Regions from separate parts of the Homo sapiens genome. Here region 1 is linked to region 2. The links are chromatin loops, found by intact Hi-C in ENCODE. Cell type or tissue: MCF 10A. All regions are shown on one strand. Links, peaks and the distances in the headings refer to the core of each region. The heading gives the core; the rest is flanking DNA. Region 1 overlaps LOC107985204 (a long non-coding RNA gene). Region 2 holds the start of GOLPH3L (golgi phosphoprotein 3 like).

What was found. Peaks named below come from ENCODE experiments on the same cell type or tissue, not always from the same donor. Only the 100,000 strongest peaks of a DNase experiment are listed, where the experiment ranks them.
Region 1: it touches region 2 in a loop (7-fold over the local background); 15 of 110 quality-filtered maps call a loop at or near these places.

Annotation. Positions count from the first base shown.
Region 1 is chr1:150,921,170-150,923,966 of GRCh38, forward strand. All of the region lies in intron 1 of LOC107985204 (a long non-coding RNA gene), which reads right to left. Among named protein-coding and RNA genes, the nearest start is that of SETDB1, 3.8 kb to the right of the region's middle. In MCF 10A, for the core only: a CTCF peak has its summit at 1,487 (motif pointing left); a DNase peak (open chromatin) is centred at 1,482.
Region 2 is chr1:150,695,753-150,698,563 of GRCh38, forward strand. It overlaps GOLPH3L (golgi phosphoprotein 3 like), which reads right to left and starts at 1,402. Exons shown (of 5, transcript NM_018178.6): 1 at 1,240-1,402. It overlaps HORMAD1 (HORMA domain containing 1), which reads right to left. Exons shown (of 15, transcript NM_032132.5): 15 at 2,308-2,811. In MCF 10A, for the core only: no CTCF peak of the experiment used is centred there; a DNase peak (open chromatin) is centred at 1,559.

The DNA.
Region 1 (2,797 bases), core at 298-2,797, 230 kb after region 2:
CATTGCAATTCCAGCCTGGGCAACGAGAACACAAAAACTCCGTCTCAAAAAAAAAAGAAAGGAAGGAAGAAAGAAAAAGGGCCAGGTGCGGTGTTTTACGCCTGTAATCCCAGCACTTTGGGAGGCCAAGGCAGGCGGATCACGAGGTCAGGAGATTGAGACCATCCTGGCTAACACGGTGAAACCCCGTCTCTACTAAAAATACAAAAAAATTACCCGGGCATGGTGGTCGGCGCCTGTAGGCTGAGGTAGGAGAGTGGAGTGAACCTGGGAGGCAGAGCTTGCAATGAGCCGAGATCACACCACTGCACTCCAGCCTGGGCGACAGAGCGAGACTCCATCTCAAAAAAAAAAAAAAAAGAAAAGAAAGAAAAAGAAAAGAAATAAGAGCTAAACAAAGCCAATAAAATAGGAAAAGAGGCCGGGTGCAGTGGCTCACCGCTATAAAACCAGCACTTTGGGAGTCCAGGGCAGTTTGATCACCTGAGGTGGTGGGTGGATCACCTGAGGTCAGGAGTTCGAGACCAGCCTGGCCAACATGATGAAACCCCGTCTCTACTAAAAATATAAAAATTAGCTGGGCATGGTGGTGGACATCTATAGTCCCAGCTACTCGGGAGGCTGTTGCAGGAGAATCACTTGAACCTGGGAGGCTGAGGAGCCGAGATGGCACCACTGCACTCCAGCACTCCAGTCTGGGATGACAAAGTGAGACTTCATCTCAAAAAAAAAAAAAAAAAAAAAAAAAAGAATACGAATAGGAAAAGAAAGAAGAGGAAACAAGCTACACTGAATGATGGTTCAAGACCACCAAGTGTATGGCCAAACTGCCTGGGTCTGTCACTTTTTAGCTGTGTAGCTTTGGGAAATTTATTTCTGTGCCTCTGTTTTCTCATCTATAAAAAAGGGACAATAATATTAGTTCTTACCCCATAGGATAATTGTGAAGTTTAAATGAATTAATAACTGGCAAGTGCTTAGAACAGTTCCTGGTATGTAGCAAGTATTCAACAAATATTGTGTGTGTGTGTGTGTTTAGGGAGTAGTATGTCTAAAATTTTTAGCTCAGGTTAGGTGATACCATAATGAAATGAGTTTAGAACATGATGAATTTCAATTATCTGGAGGAACCCTTCACTTCTCCACACCTCAATTTCTGCTGTCTTAATTGAAAATAGGCACTTAGGGTGGTCCCAGGAAACTGTTGAGCAGGTGAAATGAGCACAGGTGAAAATGTGGTCAACAAGAGAGAATTTCAAGGACTTGGCAGTTCTGGCGCTTGGGCTGTGTTTCCAGCCTCACACACAAGGTTCTGGTTTGTACTTTTTAAATGAAATGTAGATTCAATAACTAGTACAGTTAGTGTAAAGACACATGAACAAATTAAAGCAATGATAAGACGCTGTGGTAGTCAATAAAGCTGGTTCATCAGACACACCAGGTTCTCCCTCCTCCCAGAGGTAAGATAACTGCTCTTCCTGGCCCCCTGGTGGTTGTGTAGGACTTTGTGATTCATTCAGGTCAATGAGTTGTAAAAATCAGTGTCTTGAGTCATTTTGTTAATATGAGTCCCTCTAGCATTCTTTCCCTCTGGTATTACTACTCATCAGTGTGGGTTTCCCCAGTAGCTATCATTAGCAGAGCCCCACCATACCTTCCAGAGATGATTATGTAGTGTGAGCAAGAAACACGCCTTTTTTTTTTCTTTTAAGCCACTCAGATTTTGGAGTTGTTTCCACAACATAACCTAGTCTATCCTGATACTGATACTATTTTAATACATATCAAGTTCTTAAAAATTAAGTAGTTAACACCCAGTACTAATAGGGGTGTGGGGAAACACTTTCAGATTTGCTAGTGAGAGTAATAATTGTTACAACCTTTTAGAAAGGTAATTTGACCGCAGATTCTATTAAAATGGAAAAAAAGGGGCCGGGTGCAGTGGCTCACACCTATAATCCCAGCACTTTGGGAGGCCGAAGCGGGCGGATCACCTGAGGTCGAGTGTTTGAGACCAGCCTGTCCAACATGGAGAAACCCCATCTCTACTAAAAATACAAAATTAGCCGGGCGTGGTGGTGCATGCCTGTAATCCCAGCCTCTGGGGAGGCTGAGGCAGGAGAATCGCTTGAACCCCAGAGGCGTAGGTTGTGGTGAGCCGAGATCCTGCCATTGCACTCCAGCTTGGGCAACAAGAATGAAACTCTGTCTCAAAAAAAAAAAAAAAGGCCAGGCGCGGTGGCTCACGCCTGTAATCCCAGCACTTTGGGAGGCCGAGGGGGGCAGATCACGAGGTCAGGAGATCGAGACCATCTTGGCTAACACGGTGAAACCCCATCTCTACTAAAAATACAAAAAATTAGCCGGGCGTGGTGGCGGGCGCCTGTAGTCCCAGCTACTCGGGAGGCTGAGGCAGGAGAATGGCCGGGTGCAGTGGCTCACCGCTATAAAACCAGCACTTTGGGAGTCCAGGGCAGGTTGATCACTTGAGGTGGTGGGTGGATCACCTGAGGTGGTGGGTGGATCACCTGAGGTCAGGAGTTCGAGACCAGCCTCGCTAACATGATGAAACCCCGTCTCTACTAAAAATATAAAAATTAGCTGGGCGTGGTGGTGGGCACCTATAGTCCCAGCTACTCGGGAGGCTGTTGCAGGAGAACCCAGAGGCGTAGGTAGGCTGTGGTGAGCCGAGATCCAGCCATTGCACTCCAGCCTGGGCAACGAGAATGAAACTCCGTCTCAAAAAAAAAAAAAAAAAAAAAAAAAAAAAAAAAAAAGGCCGGTTGCGGTGGCTCAC
Region 2 (2,811 bases), core at 2-2,501:
ATAACATTCAGAAAATCATGTGTAGTAATTCCACAGTCAGTAAACTTAGCAGCTCTAGTCCTAGCTAGCCATATCTTGCAAATACACAAGGAGCTGCAAACAAAAATTACTGGCAAGAGAGTGTTGAAAGATTAACAAATTTTCTCAATTTAAAAAAAAAAGTCAAAGAACATGTCTTTTATTCTATGTACTACGGTCAAAAGAAACTGCACTAAATCATTTGTGATAAAGTTTATAGTTAGCATACTTTATTTTATATAAATCTAGATATCAGTTTTTAAGATAATATATAACAAATATTTTAAATCAGCAATTATATAAAGGAGTATCTTTTTCAAGATCAAAATAATGGTATTTAAGAGTTGCTATGACTGGACTCGTTTCTACTCCTCTAGCAATATTTCCCATTGCTCCTAATAAGTAGTGTTGCCAGACTTTTTCTCAAAAATGTCTCATGCTTTCTTTCTGCTTCTGCTCCTCTGTACTTGCTGGGGTCTTCACCCTTTTCTCTTCCTCTTTACATTCTACCCATTCTTTAAAGGCCTTGTGAAGGCCTTTAAGTGACCTCCTCTTTTCTATTACCTATGTGTCTCATGGCCACTCCCTCAGCTGTTTCACAGAGCTTTATTTATACTCACTTCCTTTAAAGTATTTATTATAGTCTTTCTCTTGGTATAGCTGTCTCTCAACTGTAAACTTCTTAAGAACAGGGATATTGTCTTCTTGGGTTTATATATTCTCCATAGCAACTAGCACTGTCTTTAACATTGTTATTGCTCGATAAATTTATATTGATTAAAATGAATACTCAGAAGTGCATGTGAACATTTAAAATAGAAATACAAATGAAGTGAGCTACAAAAGTTTTTTTGTACAAGGGTATATTTCAAATATAATTTGTTATGGGAGGTGGGAAGAAAAGTGAAGGAGGAAGAGAACCATGAAATAAATTCTTAAGCGCACTAAGCCTATCTGGCACTGTGAATAGGGACTATTTCCTAAACCAATCCAAGAAACTTTAAACCTTCGCGGGGCAGGGGGGGAGGGGGAGAGGGGGCGGTTTCTTTGAGAAATTAGTTTCATCTGCACATTTACTAGTTAAAAATCCTACTTGAAAGAAAACAAATGGCCCAAATGAATACAAACCTTTCCCTCCCATAAAATAATAATTTTAAAAAATAGAGGTTTTTTTTGGTGGGGGGAAGGGACGTTAGGAAATGTAATTTTCTCGTTGCTTACCTGATGTTACTCCTGGGTTATGGCTGGACGCAGGCTGTAGCTTGTGCTGTATTTTAGAAGGACACCTGTTCTCCCCACCCCACCCCCGTCCTAGTAGGTGAAAAACTTAGCCACGCAGAGAGCACAAACTTCCTGATCCTTCGATGCAGAGAAGGAATAACACATCAGCTTCCTCAGGATCACTAGGCAACCTACCTTGGTGTTTCTTCATTGCGCCAATCAGAAATCACCAAGGTTGAGTCCCGCCAATCGGAGCTCACAGGGGGAGGCTCTCCCCCAGCTATTCTGTTGCGATCCAGACAAACACCACCAAAAGGAGGCAGGTTTGCGTTCAACCTGACAGCTGGTCAATCCAATGAAGGAACCTTGGTGGAAGAGAGGAAAGAGGGCTGCGCTCCCCACCCCCATTAAACCAGCCAATCAAAGCGCTGAGTGAGCTAACATGGGCTGCCAATCTCGAAAGGTTTCTGTGGGTTAATTTCAGCGTAGCAGGTGTGTTGCTGTAGTAGCGTATACTGGGACAATTAAGTGAGATGTGTTGGGATCCAAGCAATACAGCTAAAAATAAATAAATATTTTTACATTGGTTGTTTCTGACAGTCAGTTTATCCTTGACTTGACTGTTCCAGAAAAACATGATCTGGGTCAGTTTGTGTACGTTTATATGGTTTACCTTAAACAGGATGAATACATTTCTACCATCGCATATGTACCAGCATTCCCTATAGCGCTTATTACTGACAAACCCATGGATGTGTATGTTTTTGGAATATGGCTGCTGAAACTACAAGCGGCAAACAGACCAAGTTTTAAGTCTTCCTTTTTCTAAAGCAAAGAAAGCAGGCAAGGCTGGAACTAGCTCCCAGGTTTCTCATTAAAAGCACAGCATTTTTCATACTACCACTCAAAAATTCTAGAAAGTGTGCTCAACTCTTCTTGCAAAGTAATAGCTACCGAAATCATCTAAAAATTAGTATTCCCTATCCCCCCATCCTCCTACCAGCCTTTCAAATGAATGAAGCCATATTTCCTGCTACTTAAATAAAAATTAGAAGCGATAAAAGGGCCTACGTACTGAACAATATTTTATTTATGCTGCAAAAAATGCCATACTTTAAAAATCAGTCTTTTTGTCCTGTAAAAAAAAGCATAGTAAAGGTAAAGCACCAATTCTTAAATTGTACATTATATATTAAAATGTTAATACATTATGTCAAAATATTGAAGAACATTGTTTTAATAACAGCACAATGACAAAAGAGCCAGTTAAATGGTATAATTTTAACATAAGTAAAAAGTGAATCCATACCAAATTTTAATACCAAAGTAAACATTACTGTTTAGAAAAATGGCATTAGAGGGCCTTAACAGTTAGTATATATTTAAAGGAAATATTAAGTAGGTAATGAACAAAATCAATTTTGAAATTTTACTTATTACCGAATCAATTATGACATTTGTACTTTTGCTTTTATTCAAAAGTTCTATTGGATTTATCTCAAGATTAAGGACCACAATATGACAGTCAGCCAAAAACTTAGTTTTAGTGTACAAACTGCTTTAAACTACATA